Linked DNA regions of Mus musculus: region 2 is linked to region 1. Evidence: chromatin loops called from intact Hi-C (ENCODE). Cell type or tissue: left cerebral cortex. All regions are shown on one strand. Each heading gives the region's core, and the rest is flanking DNA. Links, peaks and the distances in the headings are about the cores only.

Region 1 (15,819 bases), core at 2,632-10,631:
AGCTCTCAGTTTCTAACATTTGTGACCCACAGAGTAAAATGGAGAAGATACCTATATAATGTCAGACCTAGAATATGAAGCTGTAGGATAAGAGCCAATTAGGGTAATGTGAGATGGGAATCCAATCCTCTATTTGGATTGCGTCTTCCCAGTGGTTTTGAGGAATACAGTTTAGCATTCCAACTGATTTGTTAACTCTTTTTTTTGGGGGGGATGAACAGAATCTTGAAGGAGATAGAGTAATTTGTTCAAGGTCACCCAGTGGATTAGTTCAGAATTTGAATCAAGGCTTTCTTAGCTTTACCACTTTCTGTAGATCCACAAATAAGACAGACTACAGGGGACTTTCAAGGGAATGATCAAAGAGTGTCTACCTCCTATTAACCCATCATCCCTTCAAAGTCTCACAGTCCGTCAATAGGTCCCTATGAAAATCATCAATATCATTTCCTCTTGAAACGTCTCCCTCCTGCCCTGATATAAATGCATTGCTGGCTTGTTAATTTTAGTTGGAAAATCGGAGACCTAGTGACAACCACTACTGCACAGGGCTCCTCTGCTGTTCAATAAATGCTAATAAACGGCAATCTGCAGTCTTAACAATTGCTTCTGCCTGAACCCAGATGCAAGGGCAAAGATTACTTTGGTCTGAATTGGATTTGAAAAGGCTGAAGGAACAGGCTTTGAGTGCGCAGTGGAAATGCCAGTTGAATATTAATTACTGCTGCGCTGCCGGATTGTGGAAGGGTGTAGTGGTTCAGCGCAGAGACAAGAGGGACTAGCAAAAGCCTTCAGAATGCTTGTGCTTGTGGAATCCAAGAGCGTGGCTTCAAACAGAGGCTTGGGAGCCTGGGGGTGGCTTTTTCTACAGCTCTCCCAGTGTTCCGAGAGCACTTCTGCTCTTGCAATTTGCTCATTTTATTTACTCTTCAGAATCATCATAGTGACTCAGCCAGGAGCTGTCTTACGGGCAGGTTTTAATTAGTGGCCTGGGAATTCAAAAAGTAGCAGGGAGGTACATAGGGGTTCCAGAAGCTACTTGCCCCACTAATTATTTCGAACACTCCAAGAATGGAATACTCATGCCTCTAGTGATTCCCAACACACAGTTACGACCAGCCTGCCTTACACAGTTATCCCCCTGACCCCAGCATTAGTCGTGTGTCGCATGTGAAGGATAGAGATTTGCTTATGAACATACTGAGGTGATTTCCATATATTCCCACCCCTAGCAATCTTTTAAATTATGGATACTAAATTATGTCCTACAGATTTAGCTGACCAATAGACACATGACTAATTGTTTCTTTCCATTTGAAATGTGAGCCTCCTGGTGGGCTGTATGTTTTGGTGCAATTATATCAGCCCCAGGCCAGAGCTGGGCCATTTTAGCCACCTGAAGAGTGTGCTAATTGTCCTGAAGTATACTGCCTGATGTGTGTCTCATTGCTGTAGTGGTTTTAATGGGAATTTCTAATTAAAAATAAGAAGAGAGTCAGGGTTGGATGCCTTCCTCCTGCATTACAGTTCAGGCAGAGCCCCCTTGAGCATGCTCATGTGATCAAGCCCATGAGGGGAGGCAGCTAGGGCAGAGACTAGCGTGTGTCTGGTTTGTCTAGTAGGTACAGCTCAGGCTGTTGGAGCTCTCATTAGATCTGGGCCAATGTCAACATGTCTTCCCTCATGCCACTTCTCCCAGGCTCTGTGTCAGTGTGTGGAGTGTGTGCCAGTGGGGACTCTGGGAAGAAACAAGGCAGGGATTTTAATCAGCTGGAGTTTCAGGCTGACATCTGGAAGGAGTTCATGACATAAGATTGTTCTAGAAAATCATAGTCACACCCCACTGCTTCCAAAAGACCAGGTTCCCTGGTGATTCAGTAAGTGGTCCAAGAGTCTTATCAGATGAGAATATCAGCTCTGTCCTTATTAACAGTACATTCTTGGAAAAGCCACTTAACTCTTTTGAGCCTTGGCATACTTCCTTATAAAGTGAGGATAACTAACAATAGAAACTCTGATGGCATATTGGTGGACATTTGCTTAAGACATTTTTGTATTGTACATGGTGAGTCACATTTCCTCCCCATGCCCCAAACCCATATTCTTACTACCTTGTTCACAGTCTAATAACACAGAGGACAGGAGAAGAGTGAGACCAAGTTCTGAGACTATTAGTCAAAAGTAGAGACTAGAAAGAAAAGGCAACAAAAGAGAAAATGGGATTTTCTTATCCCTGTGGGATAAGGCTCAGCCCATTTTTGCCAGCTGACATTGAGAAGTTTTTGAGAGGGAGAATAGGGTTTGTAAGAGGTGAACTGGGGGGAAGAAAGAGAAAATGGAAGAAGAAAGAGTTAAGAGGGTGAGAATTGTTGTTCCACCTATAGGGTTGCAGACCCCTTTAGCTCCTTGGGTACTTTCTCTAGCTCCTCCATTGGGGGGCCCTGTGATCCATCCAATAGCTGACTGTGAGCCTCCACTTCTGTGTTTGCTAGGCCCCAGCATAGCCTCACAAGAGACAGCTATATCAGGGTCCTTTCAGCAAAATCTTGCTAGTGTATGCAATGGTGTAAGCGTTTGGAGGCTGATTATGGGATGGATCCCCGGGTATGGCAGTCTCTAAATGGTCAATCCTTTCGTCTCAGCTCCAAACTTTGTCTCTGTATGAACTAACCAGTAACCCCCCAGAGCTCTTGTCTCTAGCTGCATATGTAGCAGAAGATGGCCTAGTCGGCCATCATTGGGAAGAGAGGCCCCTTGGTCTTGCAAACTTTATATGCCCCAGTACAGGGGAATGCCAGGGCCAAGAAGTGGGAGTGGGTGGGTAGGGGAGTGGGTGGGGAAGGTATGGGGGACTTTTGGGATAGCATTGGAAATGTAAATGAAGAAAATACCTAATAAATAAAAAAATGCTAAAAAAAAAAAAAAGAGAGTGAGAATTTGAGAGAGAGCCCTCTGTGGCTTGAGCCCCTTGAATACATAAGATATCAAGAAGTAATGATGGGTCATCTTCTAGTCCTTGCATGTGGAGAGAAAAAGAGGCAGGCTAAGTCAGGGGAGGTATGTCTCCAGCTTCTGTCTTCTGGACATGTGTGTAGGATTAGATATGAAGACATTATTAAGAGCCGTCCCATTGTCCTCATTGCCCAAAGCCTGGTACTAAACATGGGGAGGACTAAAGTTGAACCTTTGACGACTCAGTACACCAGTCTTTTGGGAGTGACAAACACACACAAGAGGCATAGGTAACTAGCAGAGGCCTGTGTTGGCTTCTACAAGAGATGTGTAAAAGCATTTGAAGAAGCGATTTCATGCAGTAAAGTAGCTGTATGCAGGTCTGAATTCGAGATGGGGCATTGAACAGTTGCTCTGGCTAGAGCCCATGCAGGAACAATAGGATTGGGAGGTACAGAGTGTGCTCAGAACAGCAAGCAGTAATCTACTGTGGTATTCTAACAGCCTAGGCTCCGAGCCTGCAAGGTCAGGTGATGAAGGGCTAAGTGAATACCTGGCTTAGGAGCTGGGCCTGTAAATGGAGCCCTGTTGACTTTTTTTCTTATTTACATTAAGAGTTATCTCAATAGCCTTCAGTTTTATTTCCTACCACCTACCTACTCCTCCCTCCTCCAATCTATATTTGCAATTTGCTAATGCTCAGCTGGTCAGCAGGTTTTCTGTTGACCTCCCAGTGCCTTTAATTTTCATCTCAAAGAGTTAGTTCTATCTGGCTTCTAATACTGTCACTAAAAAAAATTAGATTTCTTAGTGAGATCTCTTGACTACAAGTTTGAAGGGCTTTTTAGAAATGGCTTCATAAATGTTCTCATGGACAAGAAGGCAAAGTTCAGGGAAATCGCAGGCTTGGGAGTCCTTCAGACCAACCTTCATATTTTAAATAGACAAGAAAGAAAAGCTGCACAATAAGAACTTTGCGAGAATGAGAAATGATCTCCTGAGTCTTAGATCCAGTTGGGGCTTTTCAAAGCTTTCTTTTGGCAGGAGGGTGATTTAATAATTTATTTTTTACCACCTGAAGGTGAGTAACACAGATGTGACCTTTGACTTAGCCACATACTTGCCTGAACAAGAGCAGTAGTGTCCACTCTCCTGTGTGTCCTGTTGTATCAGCAACAGCCTCAGATGTAGGCAGTCCTGTCCATGGAGTCTCCTAGATAAATGTGTCTATCTCTCCATCCTTGACTGCCATCTTGACTTGAGAACTCTTAGGCCTACTTCTTTGGCATAAAGCAGATAAGTGTTGTTGAAAAGGATGGCTTGCCAAGGTGGGAAGCTCTCACTGTTTGGCCATGATGGTCATGAAGGTGGTGGCCTGAGTGATGTACTTGACTGTTCTGACCCAATGGATTGTGGTCCAAGAGGGTGGTATAAATTTTACTTTGGAAGGGTTCTGTGTGCCACTGTGGGAAAGAGCATGGAGTAACTGTGTGGATCAGAGGTGACTCTTCTGCATCTTCATTGGGACTTTGTTCCTTTCCCTTTTAAAGGAGGTGTGCTTGGCTAGAGGCCTAGTGACTGCTGCCCAGGACTCTTGAGTTTTCAGCTTGAATATCTTCCATAAGTGGAAGAGGAAAGTGCATGCTTATTTTTACATACGTGTCTTATACATATATCCAGGAAAGGGACAAAAGTATATGTGTGTGTATGTGTGTGTGTGTGTGTGTGTGTGTGTGTGTGAGAGAGAGAGAGAAAGAGAGAGAGAGAGAGAGAGAGAGAGAGAGAGAGAGAGAGAGAGAGAGAGAGAGATCTTCTGAAGGCAGGAAATGGGGCTCAATAGCAGCACTTGATGGAGCTTTAGAATTTGTTTCTGCCTTTGTAAGTAGGACAAAGGCACTCTGAAGGAAGCCTTTTGCTGGTATAGTCCATCTCTCTTCTCCTTCAGGCTATTCCTCTGCAAACAGGGTAACACGAGGAGTTCTAGAAGGACTTTGTATTGGTCATCTTCCTGTCTCTGTGATAAAGTACCATGACCAAGGTAACTTATAGAAGAGTAGGTTTGGGCTCATGGTTCCAGAGGGAAGAGTTCATCATGGCGGAGAGGCAGGCATGATGGTTAGAGCAAGTCTACTCTCAATGAATACTTCCTCCAGCAAGTCCAGCCCTGCTCAGTCATTGCCTCCAACTGGGGACCACGTGTTCAAATACACAAGCCTCTGTGGGTATTCCTATTCAAAGCACTACACACAGAGTTCTACTCAGACAGATTTCTCTTCTGTCCTTTATCACGTGGCCTCAAGTTATTCTATGCAATTGTCATTTGGTGTAACAATCTTTATTTTTTTTAAATGTGCATAGGTGTTTTGCTTGCATTAGTGTCTGTGGGAGGATGTCTTTTAAACTGTGCAAACAGCTCTGGAAAGCATTGGTATTTTATCTCTGGCTGATGAAATAGTTGAAGATGGGAGTCAGGAGAGCAGTATTCTGATCGTAGCCTTGCTTACACATTGCAGAATGACCCTGGACACAGCTATCTGTCTCTCTGTTGAATTTCATCATCTGCATTTAATAACAACCTTTCATTTGTGGGAATACACAGGTTAGCTGCAGGAGAAATGGCATTTCCAAAATCATTTTCCATTACCTGCCTAATTCCTGTGCAAGACTGGGCCCCTTAACATTATGAGCCAGAGAAGATTATGAGGACTGTGGTGGTTTGAATAAGAACGGGCCCCACAGGCTCATAGTTTTGAATGCTTAGTCACCAGGGAATGACACAATTTGAACAAGATTAGGAGGTGTGGCTTATAGGAGGAAGTGTGTCACTGGGGGTAGGCTTGGAGATTTCAAAAGCCCACACCCAGGCCGAGAATGTCTCTCTTGGTCTCCGGACCACCATGTAGTTCTTAGCTATTGCTCCAAGGCCATGTCTGCTATCATGCTTCCAAACGGAAGACGATGCACTGAACCTCTGAATCTGTGAGCAAGCTTTCAATTAAACGTTTTCCTTTCTAAAAGTTGCCTTGGTCATTGATGTCTCTTCACAGCAATAGAACAGTGACTAAGACAAGGCCCCACCCCTCTCTGAAGGGGTAATTATGTTGGTAGGTAATTAGGGTTGCTGGGTAAGGGAGAGTCATTTTATTCAGCATTGCAGCCACTGCCAAGGTAATTTTAAGAAACACCCACTCACCCACTCACCTATAACTCACCCTAATTAAAATCATTTGTTCAAGAAGTGTAGGAAAATACTTTCTTTGGATTTCAGTCAGGCGTTTGGTTGGCTAGTCTCTCTACAATTATGTCAGTGGAACCTTCCCTCAGGCCTTCCTGTGAGGGGTGAACCCTCTTACAGACGGCTGCAGAGAGAGTGTCTGTTCAGCTATCTACAGAGGTATGACTTTGAGGAAATAATATGTTTGGAGGGGCATGGGAATATGGGCTTTGTGCTTCATTCACATAGTAAGCAGCCATGTTTATTGAGGGTGGCTGGTAGGGTTGCTGAGGTGCCTGGGGACCTATGTAAAAGAAAGGTATGCATTTGCTCTGGCTTCCCTCTTGACAGTTGGAAGGGCTGAGTGCCTTGACCCTTCGTTATGGATCCCCTTAAACAACAGTTTCTCAACATCTATGTACTGATCTGAAAAAGTCAGTCAAGGTCCTCCAAGGGATTGGAGGTTTTGTTACCTTTCCCCCAAAGGGTTGATGCCTCCTCAGCTTCACTCAACTCCTGAAAACCAACCCCATTCATGATCTCTCCGACGGCAGTATCACAGTATCATCACAGGATGTTGTACTCAGAGCACCAGGGGCAGAGCAGGAAACTGATGTCTTTATGGGCTTTTCTATTCTCTGTGTTTATGTGTGCATGAGATACAGACTGATACAGCTGCACAGTGGACCACAGGCTTGAGATCTGTCCAAGAACAGTCCTACACCATAGCCAGCCTCCCCAAATAGCTTTTAGAACCAATTGAGGGCCCAACTGGAGAGGTTGGAAAACCTGGGAAGAATAGTTTTAGGGAAAAGCTCCTGAAAGAATTTGTTTAGAGTCACCATAGAAACCAGAACACCAAGACTTGAAATCTGGGCTCCAGTTCTTAGATCCAGACAGACTCAATGTCCTCAACAGGATTCCAGTGCCTGAAGCTCTCCCACCCCTGCATAACCCCAGTTGCAGTACCTCCTTCTATCCGGCTAGGTGGCAGCAGAAGGCTTCCAGTGGAAAGCATTCCACAGGGATCTGTCTGACTTGGTGCCCAGTTTGGAGTCTGAGAGGGCTGCAGGGGAGATGTTTTATGGCGGTGTAAAGAGTATTTCAGGTTTCCCCTAAATGATGATATTATACTTACTTTTGTTTGGACTGCAGCCCAGATTTACATGGTATGGAATTGTCTTTCTTTAGGCCACATTGCTGCCTTATGCTAGATTTGAGATGAAATTAGGGCGCCCTCACCACTATGAAACCCTGCCTCTCAGGAGAATGTCATGTGGTTCTGGTTCCCCATCTGCCCCCCTGGTCTTATCTTGAGTCATGCATCTCTGGTTAAGTACACAGACACTGCTTACAGACTCCCAGGGTTAGAATACCACCTGACCACTTGCTAACCATGGGACTGTTGTGTCTTTATGTGACTTCTCTTTACCTCACTGTCTTCTCTGAGGTTGGGATGAATGACTGCAAATGGCACTCAGTTTCTTTACAGTGCTTCTCATGAGAGGATAAGAGAATATTTTTGAAACAAGTGTTTTGCTTCCATGGAACCTGGTGGTCAACAAGTATACAAGTTCTCAGCATAGATCTCATGAGCTCATGCAACTCTTTTTCCCTCTGAAACCATGTGACCAGACCTAGCTGGCCTCCTCAATGATGAGAAACCATGCAGGAAGGAAGATACCAGTTCTTCAGCTGGGGTCCCAGTTACATGTGAGCTCCATTGACATCAGGCAAAGTAAGGGTGAGGCCAATGCATGGAGCTTTGAGGTAGTGGTGGTGCAGTTGAAGCTATTGAGCCAGGTTAGATAAGTCTTTACCCTGCAGGGTTGCTGTGGTGTTAGATAGTGATGTACAAAGTCTAGCACACACTAAAGTAACCCAATACAGTTATTAGGACAACATATTTGCTGTGGTGTTAGATAGTGATGCACAGAGTCTAGCACGCACTAAAGTAACCCAATACAGTTATTAGGACAACATAATCCCAGGCCATTGTCTGTTGCTCTCTCTCTCTCTCCTTCTCCCTCTCCCTCTCCCCCTCTCTCTCTCTCTCTGTGTGTGTGTGTGTGTGTGTCTCTGTTTCTCCCCCCCCACCCGATGCATGTGTGTGTGTGTGTGCATGTGTTTGATGTGTGGTATTTCTGCACATGGAAGACAGAGAAGATTGGATATCCATCTTCTACCATTCTTTGCCTTGAAACAAGTGCTCTCCCTAAACTTAGGTTCACAACCACCTAATCCCAGAGAGTTTCCCCTTTCTGCCCACCTCACACCTTTGTCAAGTACTAGGGTTACAAGTGCATCACCCTACACATAGGTTTTTAGGTAGGCACTAAGGATTTGAACTCATATCCTCATGTTTGTGCTGTAAGCAGTCACATTGACAATGGATGGAAAAGCCCAAGTCAGCCTAGGTTTTGGGTGTGTGCTAGGTTCACAAGAGAAAAAGTAGTTGCGTTAGATTTCCTGAATAATGTTGCATGTGCCGCTTTCAATTCTTGTAGCCCAGAGATATAGTTTGTGCTCCACTTTCACACTGGGCCAAGTATTCCTAACACCCTGAAACCTGGGAAGGTAGGTACAAGTGATGGCAGGCCCAAGCTGCATTGAAAATTATCTAGTAGAGACTTACTAAAGTTTCTTGGATAGATACATAATTGAGTACAAAGAAGGACAAATGAATAAATATTCATGATAATAGTAATGATAATGTATAGGTAGAATAATAGGATTTCAGATTGGTAGGAAATCTATGGAAAAACCAAGTTTATTTTTCTTTCTAAAAAATGATGACATGTTTCCAGTCTATCAGTAAAAAGATTATACACATATAACATGTACTACATACAGTCACTAGCATTATATTACAGAGGCAATGTTAGAGCTTCCCTCTGAGTGAGGTGGCACATCAGACAGTCACACAGTTGGTTTGGTTCATGAAGAATGGCAAGAGTAAGTGACCACTTGTGACCAGCTTGGCCTAGGCTCCCCAGCATGTGGAAAACTGTAAAAATGGGGCCATCACAAGCAAATGGAGTTGGTTGGTAAGCAAGAAAAGAGCAGCATCCGAGTGCTGGGCAGAGCACGGGCTTCAGGAAGGGCTGGGGGCTTGCATAATCTTTTGTTTTCCCTATCCCCTCTTTTCCTTCTGGGGTGAGACTCTGTTACTACTGCCGACTGCCCATGCTTCTGAAAACTTCAACGTGCACTGCATGCGATTTGGACTCAGTCCTTCTGCCAGGAGGTAGAGCTGCTGAAACTTAATTTGCAAGCATGGTGACCTGCTTCAAGGTCCTTTAAAGACTTCGGGGAAAGAGCAAACACTTAAACTCTAATCTACTGGAGTCAATGCTCTGTTATTTTTTAATTTTTTTAGAATATACTGCTGGGATTTCTGAGTACTGGCAGCAGGCAGGGAGTCTCATGGGGAAAGTAGGGTTGGGGTTGGGTTTGGAATGGGGTGAGATCCAAGTTTTGGTGAATCTTCTCTCTTGAAACAACTTATACCTGATTGATAGGACTACTTATTCTTTACCCCCCTACCTCTTGCATGACTGTATCAATTTTTCTGTAGAATACTCAAGTCCCACTGCCCTTCCCTTTCTGGCTCATGCTGGCGTCATTATACAGTAGAGCTTTAGGATGGCCCTCCAAATGACTTCTCCGGTTTTTATTTTTCACCAGGAAGTCAGATTACGTTTCCATTTGCCATCTTGATTGTGGAGCTCTTTGTGAGTGCCATTGTTGAGAAATGACTTAAGTGACAGGCCAACTCATGACTGGTGGTGAGGACTTGGGTACAAACGTTTACTGCACTAGTTTGGCTCTCCTTGGACTTTTTGTCCAATGTATAGGCACTGTCTTAGGGAGACTGGGGCAAAGAACACTCCTTGACTTAACTCTGAGGACTTGGAATAAGTCATAGCAGACCTAGATTCTCTTGACAGCCTTTTAGAGAAATACTTCGAGTTCTTTAACATTTTTAGCATTTACAATTTATAGGGATATGAAGTACACGTAATTCTTTCCTTATGACTGCTTAACTTAGCTGAATCATGGGTCAGCAATGGCCATGGCATTTGTGAAGATGTCACTTTGCATTCAGAGTTGCTCTGTCATGTGAGTCTCTTCCTGAGTGAAGCTGTGTTAAGATCTCATCTCTGAATTTTCCCATTGGAAGTGTTGAATGAGGATGGGTAGTTTTATTTTGAAATAAATAAGTAGTTTGATGAGGAGAATGCCATGTCTTTTTGGAATATTCCTTAGATGGTGGGACATGTGGTCCATTAGTGGAAAACCTTTAGTATGTGTATTCTTCCTGCTACTTAAATATTTGAGCTGCAACCCCACAGCCTTTGACAGTATCTTTTGTTCTGCATGTAAATCCCATTTTCATCTTTGGCTTAGAGCAGTAGTTCTCAACCTGTGGGTTGCATACCAGATATTTCATCTTATGATTCATAACAGTAGCAAAATTACAGTTATGAAGTAGCCACAAAATAATTTTATAGTTGGGGGAGGGGTCACCAGAACATGAGGAACTGTATTAAAGGGTTACAGCATTAGGAAGGTTGAGAACCAATGGATTAGATGAAAGGAACAGACTCAACTTTGTGAATGGAAGAGATGGTGTTGTAGTGATCTTGACATGAAGTCCTCTTATGTGCAGGTCTCTTCTAAAACTGGAGATCTTGGGGTGAAGTGATGGCTTGACAGGCCTAGTAACTTCCACATTCTGAAACATCCCCAAGGTCTATAATACTGGTTGGAGTCGTGGATACTTACTGCCTAGTTGCATTGGGTCATAGGCATTACTTAGAAGAACATAAGGATGTGCATAGGCTATGAGAACACAATGCAACAAAAACATCTCTGTATCCAGACTAGCATTTTTAAACTGTGCTTCCTGGCAGCAGAAATAAAGCTAGAGTCAGCTAGCCTGACAGTCAAGTTTTCCTCAAATCCTTTGGGGCCAGCATTTCCTGAAGGCAGTCAACCCTGGTGAGGAGAATTGATAAAACTGTCAGTCATCCCTCTACAGAGAGGAAAGGGGACTGGGTCACTTGCTCATGATTGGATGGTCTCTTCTGAGTTTGGATCCATTTCTGATTTCTGTAGTCCCTCATATGGTCAGTGAACTCTGAGATCTGCGATGGCTGCCTTTGCTTGAGTGTCGAGATACATCCTTTTGACCCCTGGAATAGGCTGTAGGAGCCACTGTCCTGTTTGGATCCAGAAGGCATTCCCCAGAAGAAAGTTTAGCTAATGTATCTACAGTGCATGTGTCATCCCTGGAATGCTCTCTGCTGCATCTCGGATCCTGGAGAACCCGGTCTTCCACATGCTTCTGTCTGGGAGGGCCAGAGCTCTTTGAGGTACTGGCTCCAAAGTTCTGCTGTGCTTCAGGTGGTACTGGATGGCATGGGGGTCTAGTGTGGACAGTGCCAGTAGCAGGAGCTGAGGCAGAAGCAGAAGCAGAGGCAGGGGCAGGCCTCTGTTTGCTTCTCCAGTTCTGGATTTCAAGGTTTCTTTTGTCTATGGGCAGCTTGTCAATTTTCTGAGCTTTTGAGATTAGAGACTTCCCATATGTACCTTGTAGAGATAGGAGAAAATACCTAGTAGGAAGTAAAGGGGAGAAAAAGAAGCAGTTTTTGAATTGTTGTTAAAGGTAAAAGGACAACATAAATCCCATTTGTCTCTATTTAAGGACCAGGCCTGATTTTGAAAAAGAAGACCATAAGTTACTAGCTCTAGGAACAGACCGTAAGTCCTAAAAAAGTAGGCCAAAAGGTACCAGCTCCAGAAACAGACCATAAAATCCAAAATAAGGTCATAAAATCCCTTCCTAAAGAATAGCCTCGAGATATTCACAGAAATGGGAAAATATCTTATCCAAGGATGGATCATCTGTGTTGGACAGTCCTATCTCATCCTATAGTTAAACATTCATGACAGAGGAATGCAGACTACTGACCACGTAGCACAAGCCAATCAGAAGTTGACCCCTGTCACCTCCCCAGCACCTGCCAATACAATATTAGATTAACTAACTCACTCTCTAAATACAGAAGAGCTAACATAGTAGCCAATCAAGTTATACTGTCACTGCTTTGGCCCCAACTAATCACGTTAGAGATTACCTAATCCTTCTAGAGAGTTCCCCTAGTTCCCTATAAGAAGGTCTGCCCACCTTTGTCTGGGGTCACCATTTTAGAGAATGGCTGAGCCCGGATGCTGATAATTTCTGCAGAATAAATGCTCTTCATCTTTGCATACTCTCCGAGTCCAGAGTCTTCCTTCCCTTTAGTGATTTTCGGAGCCTTACCAAGGGATTCTGGTCAGCTAGAGTATGGTCAGCATGGCTCTGGCAGGCCTTGCCCTTCTCCCACATTCCCTCTGCCTTGCTAAAACCCATTAAATGACATTCCTAAAGCCAAACATCAAGGTCTGTTCTCTTATTTGGCAGCTTCCTCCTTCCAAGACTGATTACCAAGGTCCAGCTATCAAAGTATTGAAGTCTAGCAACCAAAAGATTCCTTCAGCTCATCTAATTAACATGCCCAAGTAAAATGAAATACCCCACCCTAACATGGAATTTCCCCTTGTATGTTTATAAACTACCCATTTTCCTATGGACCACTCCTGTCTCCTCTCTATCCAGAGGCAGTCCTTTGTCCTCCTCCCTTGTTCCTTTTCCCTTCTTCCCCATCCTCCATTTCCTGTCTTTGTTTCTTATTCCCTGCCCCCTGTCCCTCTGGGGCAAACAAATCTCCTTTGTGCTGAGCACTTGGTCTTGGGGGTCCTGAGCTGATACTTTCCTTAACAGTTGTTGACTTCTTGAATTCAGTGTTGAAAGGGGTATTAGAATTTAACTCTGCACAGATCATCTTTATTGGACTCTGAGTGACCCCTCTCAAAGCTAAGGGTGGCTGCCTCTGGTGGAGCAGAAGAAACAGGATAGCACCAACAACACATAACAAACAGTCAATGCTTATTCTGTGCCAGGACTGCTCGAAGCGCTTTGCTGAGTACTGACATAAATCTCTCAAAAAAATCCGTGTGCTTGGTACAGTCGAGAAACATGAGGACACGCATGCTTCCATCACCTGGGACCATTGCCAACTTCTGTGAGTGTATTTTGTGACGTTTGTACTAAATGAAATTGTCTGATGCTGTGGTTTTCATTTCTTAGTCTGTACAATGCATAACTATACTTCCTTTTGTACACACGATGTGGAAACTAATCTAGCAGTTTGTCTGATGTCAAGTTATGGTCAGACTCAAGTACTCTAGATCTACAGGCTAGTCTCTAGTTTACTGTACATACAACAGTATTTTTTTAATAGAACTTTATTTATATAATTAGTCTTTGCCCAGTAAGGAAACTGACACCCCTAGGTGCTGAGGAGAAAGTGCCAAGGTCTCTTGAAAAGGTCTGAGACGTCTGTAGCTCGCCCTGACTAGTCTTCTTCGTGGTAGCTGTATGCAGTCTGTGGGAGACTCTAAATCCTGGATCCAGATTTATCCAAGTGGAAGGGTGAGAATGTTAGGTATCTGTTACCTTGTGTCACAGGCCACCCACACTCCCTTTCCAAGTATTATCTAAGAAGCAGCCCACCTGGCCTGGAGGACATTTAGAATGTTAATTTGAAAGCCTCTTAAGAGAGAGTCTTTCATTATTCTATTGTATTTCAAAGTTGCTTGGTGAACCCACAGGGGCAGAGGGTCTTCTCAAGACTATAGATCTCGCCAGAGAATAAATAGGGGGCAAGTATATGCTTCAGGAAAGATTAGATTTCTTGTCTGTCCACTGAAGTGCCCTTAGTCTAAATCTCTCCCACAGGACACTGCCTTTCTCCTCCATCCTCCAGTCAACAAATATGTGTTAAGTTCTCACAGCAGTCAGGTCCTATAGGATTAAGCTTTGGACAAGAGAGAACTCCTACTTTTTGTTATATAAGAGTGTAGTTTCTGAGAGAGAGAGAAGGCCTAAAGACTTGGTCTTATCTGAAGACCATCCTCCAAGAAGCGTTTGGGTGGAGGACTGAGGTTTTTGTACAGTCAAGCTCAGGGGTGGGGTGGGGTGGGGTTTGAGACACCAAGGCAAACTAGGTGAAGTTTGAAAATGACAGTTAGATCCTAGATGGGGAGACAATGACTAGAGCAGGCAAGGACTGTGGGCCGTGGTTTGCATTTTGTGTTTTATTATAAAGGCCCAGGGATGCTTTTGTGACTGGCAAACGCATGACTAGACCAGACTTTGATACATTAATAATAGATAGTGAGAAAAGTCTCAAGAGGAGACAAATTGTATAATTTGGGATGTCAGGGAAGTAGCCTGTTTATGATGGCAGCTGTAGAAATGAAAATTGCAGATGTATCTGAGAAAGATACCGCAGGTAGAAAGGTTGACTTGTTGCTGTGTATGGTTATGCAGCCCCAAGGGATGCCAAGGATAATTGCTAGAGGACAATCTGGGCCCTGGCATTTGCTGAAGGGAACTCTAAAGAGGCTGGCTTTGGAGGGTGAACCTCGAGGAAAGTCATAGGTGCTCTCTGTTTTTGTTAGACTGTGTGCAGTTGATGAATGAGTTAAAGAAATGCAACTGGAATCAATGAGAGGCCCGTGTTGGAGGCATCTGCGAAATATTTTTCAGTTCAGAACAGTGGTTTTTGTATGTATGGAACAAGTATAAAACTAGGAGACCAGAGAGCCTGGGATGAAGGCTTGCCACTCACTGTATCTAGGCTGTGAGTTGTAAAGGAAAGAAAGAGAAGTTGGAAGACATTCCAAGCATAGGCCATGTCGAGTCAGCTCTGCAGCCTACCTGACCTATTTTCTAGGTCAGAATTCTTTCTTTTTTTTTTTTGAGAGTATATAATTTCCTGTCTCCTTCCTCCCTCACACCATCCCATATAATCTTCCTTGTTCTCTTTCAAGTTCATGGCCTCATTTTTTATATACACAAAGACACACACACACACACACACACACACACACACACACACACATCCCTAAATACATAAATACAACTTGCAAAAAAAAAAAAGTCAAGGGCAGAGGGCCCAATTAAAAGGATTAAGAGGATATATTAGGGTTTAAGCTTGGTATGTTATTTTGCTTTTAAATCTGTAATAGTTTGTATACATCTATGCTCTAGTTGAAGGGAATTTGTCATGTTCTTTTGACCTGGGTGGGTTACCTAGCCTAAGGTTAGTGGCCTATTATTACAAGATTGGTGAGGAAGACCAATCCCCATTATGAGTAATATGACTTTCAACTGCAAGCCAGGAACAGTTTTCTACAGCAAACATTCTGTCATGTGGGTTTATATAAACAAACAAGGATCATGCCAAACTTGAAAGTCAGCAGTGCTTATAACTATTAAAATAATCCCTTCATTATCAGAAGAAATCCCTTTGACCTTAGTAAATAGAATTAAATGCGAATTCAATGTTGTGGTGCTAATATGAGCAAAGCTTTGGCCTGTATACCATGGTCGGTAGCAAGTACATACTTGCTAACATTTCCCTAAGTCATCCCTCATCTGTTCAGCAAGCCATCACCCTGATGCCCATCTGTTCTCTCCATGTGTGTCAACAGTCCGTGCACATGTTTCAATGGCCTTTCTTAAGCTGCTGCTGCAGCCT
Region 2 (15,819 bases), core at 3,770-11,769, 260 kb after region 1:
TTGTATTTGCATACAAGAGAAACAAATTTCCACTGATAAGGAATTAGAAATTCTAACTGTATCTTTTTCAGGAATCATAGATGCTATAGGAATAGAAAGGGAAACGGAAAAGGCATGTAACAGCCTTTGTACACAATGTTCTATTTATTGAATTCAAGTTTTCAAGTTGAATTTTCTAGGTAGATGAGTGGATGTCTTAGTTACTCTTTTGTTGCTGCGAAGAGACACCATGACCAAGGCAGTTTATAAAAGAAAGCATTTAATTAGGTGCTTGCTTGCATTTTCAGAGGGTTATTGTTCCATGGCCATCATACCAGGCCAGAATAGTGCCAGAGCAGTAGCTGAGAGATTTATATCCTGATCCATGGGCCGTGGCGGTGGTGGCGGCGGCGGCGGCAGCGGCGGCGGCGGCAGCGGTGCTAGCAGTAGCAGGAGAGAGAGTGGCAGGGGGAAATGAGGGAGGGAAAGAGAGGAAGAGACTGGGTTTGGGATGGGTTTTTTAAACCTAAAACCAGTGACTCAATGGCTTCAACAAGCAGTTCCCAAACAGTCCTACTTCCCAAACAGCTCTACTGCTGGTGACTAAGTATTTAAATATATGAGTCTATGAGTTCCATTTTCATTCACAGTAGATTTTTCTCATTGCCCAGGCCTTTTAGCTACTTCACATGTACAAACTTCACATGTTTGTAAGGTGATGATGGGGATAAAGGAAGAATGATATCCAGAAACAGAGGGATATAATCTTCATTTAGAAGTAAAAGCTTTGTACTAGCTAGATGTGCTAGCTAGGACGGTGAGAAGTTTATGCTCTGTGATGGCTAATTTACATTAACGATTTGACTGGATATGGGTTTACCTAGGAAACACACCTCTCTAGGCATGTCTATGAGGGTGATTCCAGAGAGGCTCAGCTGAGAAGCGAAGAATGGCAGCAACATCTCACAGACTGTATTCCTTGACTGAATACACAGACAGTAAGAGAGAAGGGAAGTGCCACCATTTATCTTTATTTCCTGAGGTGAGATTTGACATGAGCACCCTCCTGTTAGCATATGCTTTCAGTGATATACCTCCCCTACTGGGTTGGATGGTACCCTCAAATTATGAGCCCAAACATGTCTTCTTTTTTATTATGTTGCTTTTGTGAGATATTTTATCATGGCAGTGAAGAAACTAACTAGAGCCAAGGGTATTGGCATACATCTTTAATCCAAGTACTCTGGAGTCAGAGACATGTGGATCTCTAAGTTTTAGGTCAGCCTAAAACTGTTAATTTTCTACAGAGAAAATTAACCAGTAAACAATTCTAAACCTTCTAAGTTATAGGTCACCATGAATCAATAGGGTTAAAGTGATGGATGTGGACACAAAGAAGATGAAAAGTTGCCTCAGAATTTCTGTGAGCCACTGTTAGCATATTGTTGATTAAGAAGACTCTGTTCCAGAAAGACTAAGTAATTTGTTTGTGGTCAGTGTTACATTCAAGACTGTCTTGTAACTTAAAACCAGTGGAGCTCCCTACTGCTCCATTGAGGTCAACATTCCTTTTGAATTTCTGTTTGACTGACTCCCACCTAACTCAAATAACTTAACAAAAAAGATAATTCATTGTTTTTTTTTTGTTTGTTTGTTTTGTTTTTTCTAATGGTCCAGATCTCCAAAGACTCTTTATACCAATACCAACTCTTTCCTTCAATGTTATAGGAAGGATAACTCTATAGGGAAAGGCAGCTAAGGTTTTGCTGACTCTAGAAATGTAAACAGAATTGAAGAGGAAACTTAAGGTTCTTTGGAGAGTCAGTTGTGTTGGATGGTGTTTTGCTGGGTCAAAGACATGAAGGAGTGTTTTCTTGAAGTGGACACAGGTGAAAGACTAAGGCAGACTCATGAAGGAATGTTTCACTGAAGCAGGCATAGGGAAAGGATGTTCTGCTAAAGTAAGCCTGTGGAGGATATGTGATGTTTGAAGGAAGTATAAATAGAACTTGATGGACAGTGAAGGAGGCTGAGCTTGCCTTGCTTATAGAGCTAGCTGTGCAATGCTTGTTGTTTCCCTGAGAGAGGCACAGTGGATAACTTCTCCTGGGGTTCCTCCCTGCTCCCTTCTGAAATGTGCCTAGCTGAGGTCTGGCTGTCTCTGCTAGATAGTGTCACCACTTTGATTTGTGTTTGCTAACCTGATTCTACCAAACTGGACTGCTGATACATCCATGAAGTGTTTGCCAGTGGATCAAGCGAGCTGCTGCCTCTGACCTGTTAACTGAACAGCCGATCTCCAGACAACAGAGATGGGAGTTGCTCCAAAGAACTATTTCTAAACAGGTCTATTTCCTGCCCCCACCCTCCCTATCCTTTTTTTCTCACTACCTCTTGTGGGTGGTGGGCTAGCAGGGAGGTTAAAGAATTTAAGAACCATCATTAAAAATAGGTTTTGAAAGAAAGTTACACAGAATCAGCCAAGAAGTCTCAGTAGAAATGCCTTCTTGATATAGCTCACCCTGCAAAAGCCCCAAAGAAGACATAGAGTCATTCAGTTTTGGCAGGATGCTTGTCCCTGGGGCAAACACTGTTACCACAAGGGGGGATACTTTGGATGTGCCAGGTGATTAGAGCAACTCAATGCTGAAGCCAGTACTTTTTACTGCAAGGAGTGTGCACCTCCCAAGAAAAGAGTACCTTCTCACCAGAAGGGCAACAATTCTAGACAGATACAGAGTTAGAATACTATAATTCCATTGTAAGATGCACCTTTGGAAGCAGAAGGAAATGCAACAGAAGGAAGTATCTAAGGACAGAATCTTTCCAAGGAGGGGAATCTGAACCAGAGGGAAAATTTTGCTTTTCTTCTAAATTACTCAGGTCAGCATTCACAATTTTTGTAAAGCACGGAATTCCTAGATAGAAAAGACAAGGTTGATTCACTATGGCCTACATCAAATCAAAGTCTTAGCATAAGAAATATCTTAAATCCTTAGAACACGCCTGGTATTCCAAAAGCAGTCCATGTGATTTATGCATGAAGATTGCTCGTGTGATTAATGCTAAGCCCACTGCCAATGCCTTTTATGATCCCAGACCCAAGCCTATAATGACCAATCAATCAAGTGTTATTTTATGAAGCCTCAATTAGCAGTGAAAATAATATTCACTGTTCCCCAAATTGTATAGCATTGTTCTTTGTGATTTTATAGCATACATTTCTCACCTACTAAAACTTCAGTTGGCCTGGTATTTTCTGAGTTCTTATTAAACTTCAGTTCACATGGAATTTCATGGTGTAGGTAGAAGTATTAAAGAATCCAGTAAACTAAGATTTCTACAAGGTCATCTTGAAAAAAAAAAAGAATAATTTATATGCAGCACAGAATCTTACTTAAATTCCCACCTCAAAAGTATTATAAAGAAAAGCAGTAGTGATTCTGGGTTTTATGAACCTTATCAAGGACAAGGAGACAATAGAAAGGTGGGGTTGGGAGGTGTGGTTTGCTTACACAATCATCACTTCTAATACTGACTTCTCAGTACCTGTGTGAACAGGCTATTTAGTTCAGTTTCACAAACTTTCTGATTTCAACTATAATATGGGGATGCCATCAGTAGCTAACTCATTGACAATTTTAATGTCCTTTCAGTTGAAATAAGGTAATTTTTATATAAGGGATAAAATAAAGAAAGAAAAGAAATAGCACCTATTGTTATTCCTAGAACATACTAGGTAATACAGAATTTTATGGGCTTGAGTGAATCTTTTATAATTTCTCCAAGGAGCCTTTCCAATTCTTTCATTATCATCCATTTTTCTATGTGGCATTTTTCATAATCACAAACAAATAGATTTAATTCCTTATCATAAGTTAATTTAAGCATAAGCTATTGCATTAGAGGTCTTTTCAACTTGAATGCAAACACACCTTGACTTTGTTTGCTCTTTCTAAGACCACCATAGGTTTACTCTAAGTAGTCAATGGATGTCAGTGAGTAGATTATCTATAGGAAAGGAATTTTCTTTTCTTGTTGATTCTTATGAGCCAAAATAGATAGTTTGATATATGATGGCAATAGACCCACATACCCAGAAAATGGACTGCTGTGAGAATGAAACAAAATACACATACCCATTTGTAAAGATGTGTCATTGCCCCACCAATTCCAAATCTTATGAGTTTATTCTCACACATGTGTACATAGCCTGTACTTTATTAATTTTTTACTACTCTTCTTTACTCTAGAAAGTATCTGAGAAAAAGGCGATACAATAAGTGTTTTCTGATAGCTTTGGTATCCATGATTGAATGTCCCCTTTGTGCCAGGTTTGGAGAGAGACTTAGCAGAAGGTCCCCTCCTGTATGTGACCAGAACCAGTCAGTGCATATGAAATATCTCTTGGTAATTGGTTCCAAGGTAGAAGTAGAGCTACTGAGACTGTGCTATCTTAGATTATGCCTCCATATTAGCAAGGCTCCAGTTAGCACAAGTCTGCTGGGATCATGACTTCACCCAAATGTCACCGAAACCTTGTCATACATCTTAGGAACAGCTCTCCATCCTAACTTACTTAATAGTAGCATCTACCTGTTTCTCGCTGTCATCTCATTGTCTCTCTGGGTTGCTTTCTTCACTTTATTGTCTGTGTGGCATGAGGATTTGGTCAAACTAATTTCTGGCATCAGCCTTGGTCTTGGTACCTGTGTACCTCCTAGTTGCCATGGTACTAGTCATGTTGGGTAAGCTCTTTGCATTTATGTCCATAAATGGCTCTCACTTCAGTGGCACATTGCTAACTAAACAGAGCGAAACCCTACAGGCTGGCAGGCTCATTCTTGTTCCCTGTCAACTTCAGGATGGATTAATGCTCTACTATCCTTGAGATTGCTTTTTCTGAGAAATTCTTTTGGATGGACACTTTCAATTATTTTCATAAGAGTCAAGGTTCAAATGATCACACTGTTTCACCTTTTCATATTCTCATACTTCTGAAATGTTGTTACATCTGTGTCTTTAATGAAAAACTTAAAGTACCGAGAATGTTCCTACCAGTTCTATAGTGCAATGTGGTGACTGATGCCATCTAAAGCTCTAGGTGTATGGTAGGATTTCTCTGCATCTAGGCAGTTCTCATCTGTAGTTCATGAGGAGGCTCCGTATTTTGCTGTTCACAGTCTACTGAACAGAACAAAGGAGTTACATCTCTAAGAGCTGTGAAAACGAAACATATCCCAAGTATCATGGAATCACATGGTCCAGAAAGGAATAGGCCTTGATTTCAGTTCTATTTTGCCTGCAAATCTCCACATAAAACCAAACACACGACAGCATTTTATTCTCAACAGAAGCCATAATGGAATGGGGTGATAGTATTTTTTTCTTAAAAAAAAAAATATATATATATATATATATATATATATATATATATATACATATACACACACACACACACACACACACACACACACACACACACACACACACATATATATATATATATATATGAATGCATTCTTGCTTAATTTTTCCCCATAAATTCTGGCTTGAAGATACTGAACAGTTGGTTATTATCTCAGGGAAAATCCAACAGCCTGTTTTATCCACTTTATGTTTTTCTCTCTCATTTAATTTGAAAAGTAAACATTGCTACGAGGTTCAGAATGAGGCTTTAGGCAGTTTCTCCCATCTGCATTCTACAATTCACTCGATGAAAGGATTATTGTTTGTGATCATCTGATGGAAAAAAATACCTCACTTATTTTCCAGTAAGATTCATATTTTTAAGGTAGATGAATGCATTATTAAAATTATTTTGTATTGCAAAATGAAAAAGATAGTCTTAATTTTTTTTCTTCTCTATGAAAAAATACATTTCTGGAAGTCAGTGGTCAGATTTCATGAACCCATTGGGCATTGACTTATTGTTCTTAACAAGTCAGCTATACATTACTATTCTAAATTTTGGGGATTCAAATGGCCTGCTAGGAAAACCACAAAGTGATAACTGCTGGTGTTCATTGAGGTTCCATATGAGGCTTGACCCTGCCTTCCCTGTAATACTTGTCAAGGGGAAATCTTATACCTATGCAGATTAATATAACCAAAGTTTGGGGTTCTTTGTAGTGGATGGAGCCAGTGACATATTACCATGTATACAAACTACAGTTCTTTACTTGCAACTATTAAAGAAGGAAGGCAAAGATTTCCTGTAAGATTTGACTCTTTATCAATGAAATTGATTCAGATAGACCAGATTTTAATTTTCATCTCTGCTACCTTTAAGTGTTTATTAGATCTTGGGAAGTTACTATATCTCCCAGTTTTACTTTCTTTATTTCCAAGAGAAGTACCATATCTATTATTGATTTTATGTAGATTTATACAAATTACATGAGTGTAGTATATGTGGCATTATATATGTATGTATACATATATATGTAAACCTAGTATGATAAATAATCTAATAATGGTTTCAGCTATTCTAATTCAACCATAAACCCAAATACCATATATAACAGCTTTCATTTTTCTATCACTATGAGACTTGAATAGCACAATTCATTTCTTAAGTTTCTGTAATTTCTCACCCTACTCCAATCTCATTTGGTTAAGAAAAGGTGAATATATAAAAGTAGCATAAATGCCTAATCTGTAGAAATAGTATGCATGAGACAGAACTAGTCATTTGATTATTTCCACCAGGGGAAAATGTGTCAAGTATTCACTCAAGAAACTCTCCCTGTTTCCCCATATTTCCAGTTTCTAGTTCTGTGTCTAAGAAATTTTGAAAGCTGACATTCCACACTGATGATTAAAAACCTGAACAAATTAAATATCTACAGACAAAAAAAAGAGCAAAATCCCTCAGCAAAATATTAACAAATAAAACCTAATGGTGTATAAAAAAATACACACCATGATCAAATGAGATTTATTTTGTTATGCAAGAAAATCAGCTAAACATCACATCAATAGGTTAGAGAAGGAAAAAAATGACATAATTATAAATTGGTGTGGCAAAAGCATTTAACAGAATCCCACCACCATTCAAGGTCCTTTAAATTGATTAAAGGGAACTCTTTCAGTTTATACAAATATAAATATATGCACAAATTTTATAGCTTATTTAGATAAGCCTAAAAAGCAACATCTTTGTCTCACTGATTTAGAACAAAGTAAGGAAGGAATCTCTCACAACTGATTTTCAGGATTTTTTTTCTGGATCATCATATAAATTCAACTTCTTTGATGTATAGTTGTAATGAGCAATTAGCAAAAACGGTACTCATTTATAGTTAAGTACCCTTAAACATGAAATACAAAAATTTCAACTGAAAATGCAACCTATTTGTATAGGAAAAAATGACTGAACTCTGATTAAATAAAAAAGAAAAAACTAACAGAATGGAAAGATGTTTCATGTTCATGGATAGGAAACATTACCATTTAAGCAAATAGAGAATTCTCAAAGTTCTGAGTAGGATATAAGATTAGGAGGCTTCCCTGAAGGTTGGTGAAAGAGTCAAGGTAAACAACAATAGTCTTTACCTTTATGAGAGATTACAACTGAGAACAAAAGGATTAGGTAGCTGAGAGCTCTGTTAAGTAACAGAAGACTCTACGAACTGGTCACCACATGGCTTGGTCTGTAGTCAGTGGGAACTATCCAGAGAAATGTTTGCTCTATAAACACAGACAGAAACCACAGGCACAAGCTGCCGAAGGATGGATCAGACTTCAGAGATGTAACACACTATGATAGAGAGATGCAAAGCCAGCACAAGCTATAGGCAGAGGCTTATGTGTGATGTAAATAGGTGTGATGTTGAGATTATTCAGGGGTCTCAAGCAGGAGACATCCAGTAGTGCAAATAACAATGGAGGACCTGAGAGGTATGCTGCTGCACTCAGCCTGGCCATGTCAAAACCACATTCTAAAGATATGTGAACTGTAGTTATTGAAGAGACTACTGAAATGGATGTCCACACAGGTAGGACCTGAAAGGATGAATGTTTCCAGGGGAAAAGGCAAACAAGAGCCGAGCAAGTGTGACATCAGGGCACAGCAACAGGTGGAAATGTCCCCAAAGCAATTTTCCATGCAGATGTCTGGGAACAACCCAAGGAAGGGCTGACACCTGCTGGTGATGGAGAAGAAATGGAATCCAATGGGTAAGATAGAACTGTCTCCAGTGAGACAGTGTGTGCCTTCGAGTCTGGCTTTACAGAGTTGAACTGGAGCATCAGACTGCCCTTCCCTAGTCAGTGCAGTTCGCATAGCTTACTATGCAAAACATCTTCTGAAGAGGATCACAAAGCCATCCCTCCAAGGAAGGGACACTGAATATGCTGTTAATTTTCTTCTCTTATTATATCTTTGCCTTAAAAACTTTAAAAATTTACATGTAAGTTTTACCAGGTAGGGAGGTTACAGCAATATTGGCTCTTGGTGGGATAGCTACTTTTTATAGAAAACAAAAACATTTCCCATACCCAGTACTGGGATGAAAGGCATATGCTAACACCCTGAAAACAAAACAAAACAAAACAAAACAAAAAAAAATAAACAAAGAAAAAAGCGAAAAAGCCCCAAAACTTTACTCTTGCAAAAAATATCTCATCAATGTCAAGATTTTGGTTTTATATCACTAAATGATTGTTATGATTTTTACAATGTTGCCACACCCATTCCATTGAGTATGTCATACTATTCTTATTAGAGCCCATATACTTTCCATCTCACCTCCACTATGCTTACCTCTTCTTTTTTTTTTTAACCCTCCCATTTCATTTTAACTTCTTAATTAACATGTGTCATAGTTTTAATAGTCTTTAAATTCTGAGGATTTTTCACAACATCTCTACTTTCCTGCTCTATCTAATCTTTCTCTACTAAGACAATTTTATTTCTAATCTTAGCCTTAGAACACAATCTGTTAGATCCCACAATACCCTTCTGATTCTTTATCCCTTGCTAGTAATTGAAGTTTAAGGGAACTATTATGATATTTGCATAGTGGTCTTAGAAAGCAGTTAATATTCAATTCTTGGAATGTCATTGGGGAATCATTCTAGGGCCATGCACATGAGGGTTAGCCAATGAATTATATTACCAGTCCACACTAGAGGAATTATTCATTTGATATACTACAGTCTAGTTTCATGTGAACACTGCAAATACTTCAACTGAAGGATGTAGCTGATATATATATATCTCACAACCACTGAAATAATCCTGAAATACAAATGACAAAGCAGGAACTCAAGAAACATGAGCAACAGAAGCAGCATGATCCCTTAGAAAGTAGCAGATTCCAGTGAAGCGAAATAGATAGAATTGTAGATGGAGAATTAAAAAAAATACTTGCCTTGAGCTTTAGCAAAATCAAGTAGGATATAAACCAACTCTTAAATGTATCCAAAGGGAATAAAAATAAATGCCAGCCTGACATAAGAAAAGCCATATACAGTATAGAGAAGAAGGATACAGAGGCTGAAGAAAGTAAAGTGCTTGCCACACAAACATGAGGACCCGAGTTCAGATGGCCAGCAGCTAAGTGGTGTGAGACCCAAGCCTCACTATTTCTCACTGGAATTCCAGTGCTGGCAGGTAGTCACAGGAGGGTCCTAGGATCTTGCTGACCAGCCAGTCTAGTTTAGTCAATGAGCCTCTCCTTCAGTGAGGGGCCCTGTCTCAAAAGTTGCTGTTCAAACCATTAGAGGAAGACACCCAAACTTGAACTGTGGGCTTCACATACATGGGCACATACTTATGCACGAACCTGCATATACAAATGCACATACATGAACATGTACACATGCGTACAGCAACACACATATACACACACATACACACATATTGAGTACACACAAGAAATAGGAATTCAATAAACAAAAGTGTTGATAAATATCCTGATACTTTATGAAAAAAAAAACTAGATGTAGTGATAGACTATCAGATGTGGAAGACAGAAAGATGAACTGAAATATTCAAACATTGACATAGACAAAGTACAATAAGAATAAACTATATGAGATAATATATGAAATACCACTGAATAAATTTACAAATTATTTAGCTAGGAGAAGAACTTCAGGGTAGAAGAATAATTATATATTCAATAAAATCACAGCAGAAAGAATAGAGATTGCTATAAAGATTTAAAAGGCAAATAGAATGATTGAGAGATGAATTTTAGAAAAAGAACTTCCTCATGTTATATTATAAAGATAAAAATAAATCAGATGATAAAGAAAACACATTGAAAGATGAAATGAAGAAGCACCAAATAACACATAAAGCAGCCCACCAGAATCAGGGATTTATCAACAGAGACTTTGAAAACCAGAAGAGCAAGGAAATATATTTTAATCTGTAAAAGCTGTAACTGCCAATCCAGATCATATTCCCAGAAAAACTAGGCATCACATTTCAAAATCAGAAGAAAAAAAATCTTTCCACGATTAACACAAACACAAGGAGCTTCTGATTCCTTGGCCAGTGGTAGAGACACTACTTAAAAGGAATCACACTGAGAAGAAATTCAACACATCTAAGAAGCTGCAGTGAATAATACATTAATCCTTAGAACAGTAGATACACCAATGAGTAGTAAGAAAACACCAGAAATTATAAATCTAGAAATGATGGGAATTAATACACACTTTTTGGCAATCACTCTGAATATTAGTGGCCTCAATTTGCCAACCAAATGGCACAGAAGAAGAACAGATTGATAAGTAATTTGACTGCATAATGAAAATTATTCCAACAAAGGACCCAACGACAGAAAAAGGTATTCCAGCATCCTGAACCCTGGCATCTATGCTTGATTTTTCCAAAATGTTAAAAAGACTTTTGAAACTATCCAAAGGATTAAAAGGGAGGGAACCTTCTAAACTCATTGTTTGATGCTTTACCACATGGATTAGCAAAGCCAGACAAAGATACTGCAAGAATGACTTAGCACACACCTCTCAATAAACCTGCACTATCACATTGACAGTATGAAGGATTAACAATCATTTCATCATCTTAATTGATGCATAAACTACATTTGATAAAATCCAAATACCTTCATAATGAAAGTCCTGACAAAATAGGTATAGAAGAAAGATCATGCCTCAACATAATCAAGGACATTGTGTCAAACTCAGCCAACATGGATGAACAGGGGAAAGTTTTTCTAAGATGGAAAACAAGATAAGGGCACCTGTGGGCCTGGGTACCAGAGGTTTTCCACAGAGATCTCTGGCTAGGCCTGGTGTGAGGTTTCCAGCAAAGGGAAGCTAGTGCAGGCAGGGAAACAAAGTCTCTACCATGCCTTCCAGGTCGCTCGGTAACTCCGAGCTACTCTGCACTGAGTCAGGTCTGGCTGGGCCAATGAGAAGCGAACTATCCAGTGAGGAGTGCTGTGGAACCTCAGGTGGCATTTAAGGAGAGAAGATCTCTTCCCAAGTGTTACAGCTCTTGGAACAAAAGACTCAGATGATGGCATAGCTCTTGCATACCTTTAATTCCCTGGATAGGATTTATATACAGTTTTCTGGGTGATTTAGGGTTTGACAGCAGGTATCTCTCATTGGCTTGAACTGAGAGTTTGGGGAAAACCTTATTTGCATGTGGGAAGGCTTGGTGTTGCTCCTATGTGACAGATACCCACACGCATCTTCTGTGGGGGCTGTGGGGTAGTAACTTCAATAGGAGTCAGGGGTCCAGGAGACATGAACACCTTTTGCCCCATGTAGGTGGAAATCACTACCCACTGGGTCCCCCTGGGGTTCAAGACCTATGCTTGAGTGGAGACCAGACTGTCTGTGTGCAGCCTACTGCCTCACAGGCACCCATATTCGTTTTTCTTGCTCAATATAGTTCTGGGGGTTTTGAAAAAAAATTAGGCAAGAAAAAAAAAAAGGTATAAGAATAGAAAATAAAGTCAAATCATCCTTTTTTTTTTTCACAATGATGATATTTGGGAGAAACTGAAGAATCTCCCAAAAGCCTATTAGAATTCACTAATTCAATAAAGCAGAAAGGTACAAAAGCCAGCAGCTTTCATTATATCATTAATAAAGTAGATGAGAAGGAAACCCTGAAGGTAAGCCCATCTACAACAGCTACAGAAAATGAAATAAAATGCCCAGGGGATAAACTTCACTCGGAAAACGAAAGACATCTACAACCAAAAATTATGAAACACCAGGGAGAGAAATTGAAGACAGGAAAAAAAAAAAAAAGAGAGAAAGGAAAACCTTCCATGCTTATGGCTAGGAGAACTAATATTGAGATATTTAAGCTATTCAAACAATATGTAGATTCAATCAATGTTAGAACACTTATGACATTATTTGCCTAACTAAGGAACACAAGTATAAATTCACATGTAGTGTACAATATGCTGAGTAGCCATAGAAACCTTGAGCAAAACAACAGAGCAGATAGCATTACAGCATTACTGTCAAGATGTGCTTGGTAGGCTTTGTCTCCAGCCTTGATATAATCTTGGGATAGAAGCAGATGTACAGACCATGCAGCAAGCCAGAAATCCCAGAAGGAAAGCTTGGGACCCTGAAGACAGTTGGCGCTTGTTAAGGACAGCCAGAACATATCAGAGGAAGGACACTGTCTTGATGACTTTGCTGGAGAAACTGGGTATATACCCATGCAAAGCAAGTGGAATCTTGGTATGTCTCATTCCCATTCCACAGAGCTCAACTCAAAAGGAACCAAAAGACCTGAAGTTAAGATCAGAAGCTATTAACAAGCAGTGGGTGGAGTAGGGCAGTTTTAGACACTGATACAAGGCCATAATTTTTGTGGATTTGATGCCAAAAGCACAGGAGAAAAAGGGCAAAAGCATGACAATTGGAATTAAATCTACCAACGTGGTGTAAAGGACACAGTCTATGTCTTTGGAAAAGATATGAGATCAGCATAGGTTCTCACTGGCAGGCGAATGGGTCAAGAAAACATCATCTACATACATGATGGAGTATTATCCAGCTCCAAAGAAGATTGAAAGCATGCCATCTGCCACAGAATGCATGGATCCTGAGAAGGTGAAGTGGAATAAAACAACTATAGAAAGGCAAATCCTTTCATTCTCTTTCACATGCAGAAGCTGAGAAGAGACAACTGTGAGCAGAATAGTGATCAGCAAGCATTGAGAAGGGTATAGAGAGCAGGGTGGGAAAGAAAGGCTGATTTGACTAGTACATGCTCTGTGCATATATGGAAAGATCACACTGCACTGCATTAATAAGTACAATTAAGACTTTAAAAATAAATAAAAGACTTACCCTAAACTAAAGTAAATCAGGACAGGGTGTTATTAATAAAGTAACTGAGAAATGAATCAAGGGGACATAAACAACCTGGAAGTATATCCTCATAAGATCCACAAACCTGGTCAACAGATCTTTACAAATGAGCAAAGGTGGTACATTAGAGCAAAGGCCAACTTTTAGACAAATGGTAGTGGACAGCTGGGCACCACAAGCAAAACTAAAACTTATCAAGGAAAGACCTTACATTCTTCACAAACATTGTCTCAAAGTATATCATGAGAACAAATGTCAAATTCACAGCCATAAAACTCCTATGTGCATGCTGCAGTCGACAAATGTGACTTCATCAACCCAAATAAAACAAGAGAGTTTCTGCTCTCCAAAAGGAGGACAAGAAAATAAGACAGTCAGAGAGAAATTCTTCCCAACAAAAAAATATAGATAAAGTCCTATTTTGCAAAAAACCATCCGTAACACCTAAAATTCATTTAAAAATAACTTGATTAGAAAATAAACAAAAATTCTGAGAGATATGTCATCAAAGAGATACACAGATGGAAAATATGTCTATAAAATGATGTCACTCATCAGAAAAAAAAAGTTAAAAATACACTCAGATTCTGTTACACATCCATTAGAATTAGAATATCCCAAAGCTAAGATATCCATAGCACCAAATGGCAGAGGATATGAAATGACAGATACTGTCACTACTGTTAGAAATGCAAAATGACACAGCTGCTTAGAAAAATTGTGTTCTTGGAAAATTATAGGCAGTTTTAACAAGCAACCCAGCCACAATACTTCATAGTATTTATTCTGAAGGAGTTGAAAACTTTTGTTAGTATAAAAACCAGCACATTGATATTTCTGCTATATTCATAATTTCTTAGACTTGGAAGCAATTGATGATTCCTTCAGCAGTGAATGGTAAGTCATAGTAGAACTGGACAATAGAATATTGTTCAGTGCTAAAAGGAAATAAACTAGAAAGGCACAAAAGATATGGAGAAACCTTAAGCACACATTACATAATCTGATATTGTCAACTCCATGGCATTTTTGGAAAGATCAAGCTACGAGGACAACAGAAAGATCTGTGGTTGTCAGGGATGGAGAGGGAGAAGTGACAAAGCCACAGAACATGGAGGAATTTACTGATTATGAAAATGCTCTGTATAGCCAGTCATGGTGGCTCCTACCTATCATTCTACAAATTGGGAGACTGAAGCAGGAGGATTGCTACAAATATAAGGCTACTCTGTCCTACATACTGATTTTCAGACTACCCTGAGCTCATTTAAGTCTCTGTCTCAAAAACAAGACACAACACAACAAAACACAACAAAACATCTCCATAACCCAGCTAACAACTCCAACAGAAGTCTCCTGCACTGCTGGAGGCCATGCTGGTACTAGGAACCCCAGAGGCCTCTTGCTTTACCACAGGCCACACTGATGCATTGAACCCCAGAGGCCATATGAGTTTCCACAATTTCAGAACCCCAGAGGCAACAGGGCATCCCAAACCCCAGTAGAGTCACCTTACTGGACCTGAAGACTTTCCCATCACCAGAACCACAAGCTGCTAAAGCCGAAAGACCAGAGACAAAACAGAAAACTAAGAGAAAAACATGTACCTAACAAAGATAAAATCAGAAATCAAACTAAACCTATAATTACTCAAATCCAGATGCCTAGAAGTCAGCATAAGAACACAGCTAACAATAGCTAAAGAAATATGGTACCACCAAAGCCCAGATATACTACTACTAAGAAGCTCTGGATATCCCTATGTAGCTGAAGCATAACAAAATTACCTTAAAACCAAATTTATAAAGATGATAGAGGTCTTTAAGGAAGAAATGAATAAATCCCTTAAAGAAACCCAAGAAAAACAAACAAACAAACAAAAAAGTGAAGAAAATGAATAAAACTGTTTAAGACCTGTCTGAGAATGGAAATAGAAGTAATAAAGAAACACCAATTGAGGGATCCAGGAGATGGAAAATCTAGTTAAGTGAGAAAGAACTACAGATGCAAGCATCACCAACAGAATATAAGAAATGGAAGAGAAAATGTCAAGCATAGAAGATATAATTGAAGAAATTGACACATAGTCAAAAAGTGTTAAATCTAAAAAAATCCTGGCCAGGCAGTGTTGGCACATGCCTGCAATCCCAGCACTTGGGAGGCAGAGGCAGATAGATTTTAGCCTGGTCTACAGAGTGAGTTCCAAGATAGCCAGGGTTACACAGAGAAACCCTGTCTCGAAAAACCAAAAACCAAAACCAACCAAACAAACAAACAAAACAAAACCCAAAACCCAAACCCCCAAAAACAAACAAACAAACAAACAAACAAAAATTCCTGACACCAACCATCCAGGAAATCTGGGACACTGTGAAAAGAACTAACCTAAGAATAATAGGAATAGGAGAAGAATCCCTACTTAGAGACCCAGAAAACATTTTTAACAAAATCCTAGAAGAAAACTTTCCTAACCTGAAGAAGGAGATTCCTGCCTATAAAGGTACACAAAGC

Evidence for each region. Hi-C counts contacts between places; a loop is a spot of excess contacts. Peaks named below come from ENCODE experiments on the same cell type or tissue, not always from the same donor. Only the 100,000 strongest peaks of a DNase experiment are listed, where the experiment ranks them.
Region 2: a loop joins it to region 1, with 2.4 times the contacts of the local background. A loop is called at or near these places in 16 of 42 quality-filtered maps.

What each region holds. Positions count from the first base shown.
Region 1 is chr11:43,255,374-43,271,192 of GRCm38, reverse strand. Atp10b (ATPase, class V, type 10B) reads right to left here. Exons shown (of 23, transcript NM_176999.3): 23 at 8,908-11,784. The coding sequence ends at 11,292. Among named protein-coding and RNA genes, the nearest start is that of Gm12146, 39 kb to the right of the region's middle. In left cerebral cortex, for the core only: a CTCF peak has its summit at 7,150; a DNase peak (open chromatin) is centred at 7,160.
Region 2 is chr11:42,991,685-43,007,503 of GRCm38, reverse strand. No RefSeq gene overlaps it. Among named protein-coding and RNA genes, the nearest start is that of Gm34644, 130 kb to the right of the region's middle. In left cerebral cortex, for the core only: a CTCF peak has its summit at 8,140 (motif pointing left); a DNase peak (open chromatin) is centred at 8,093.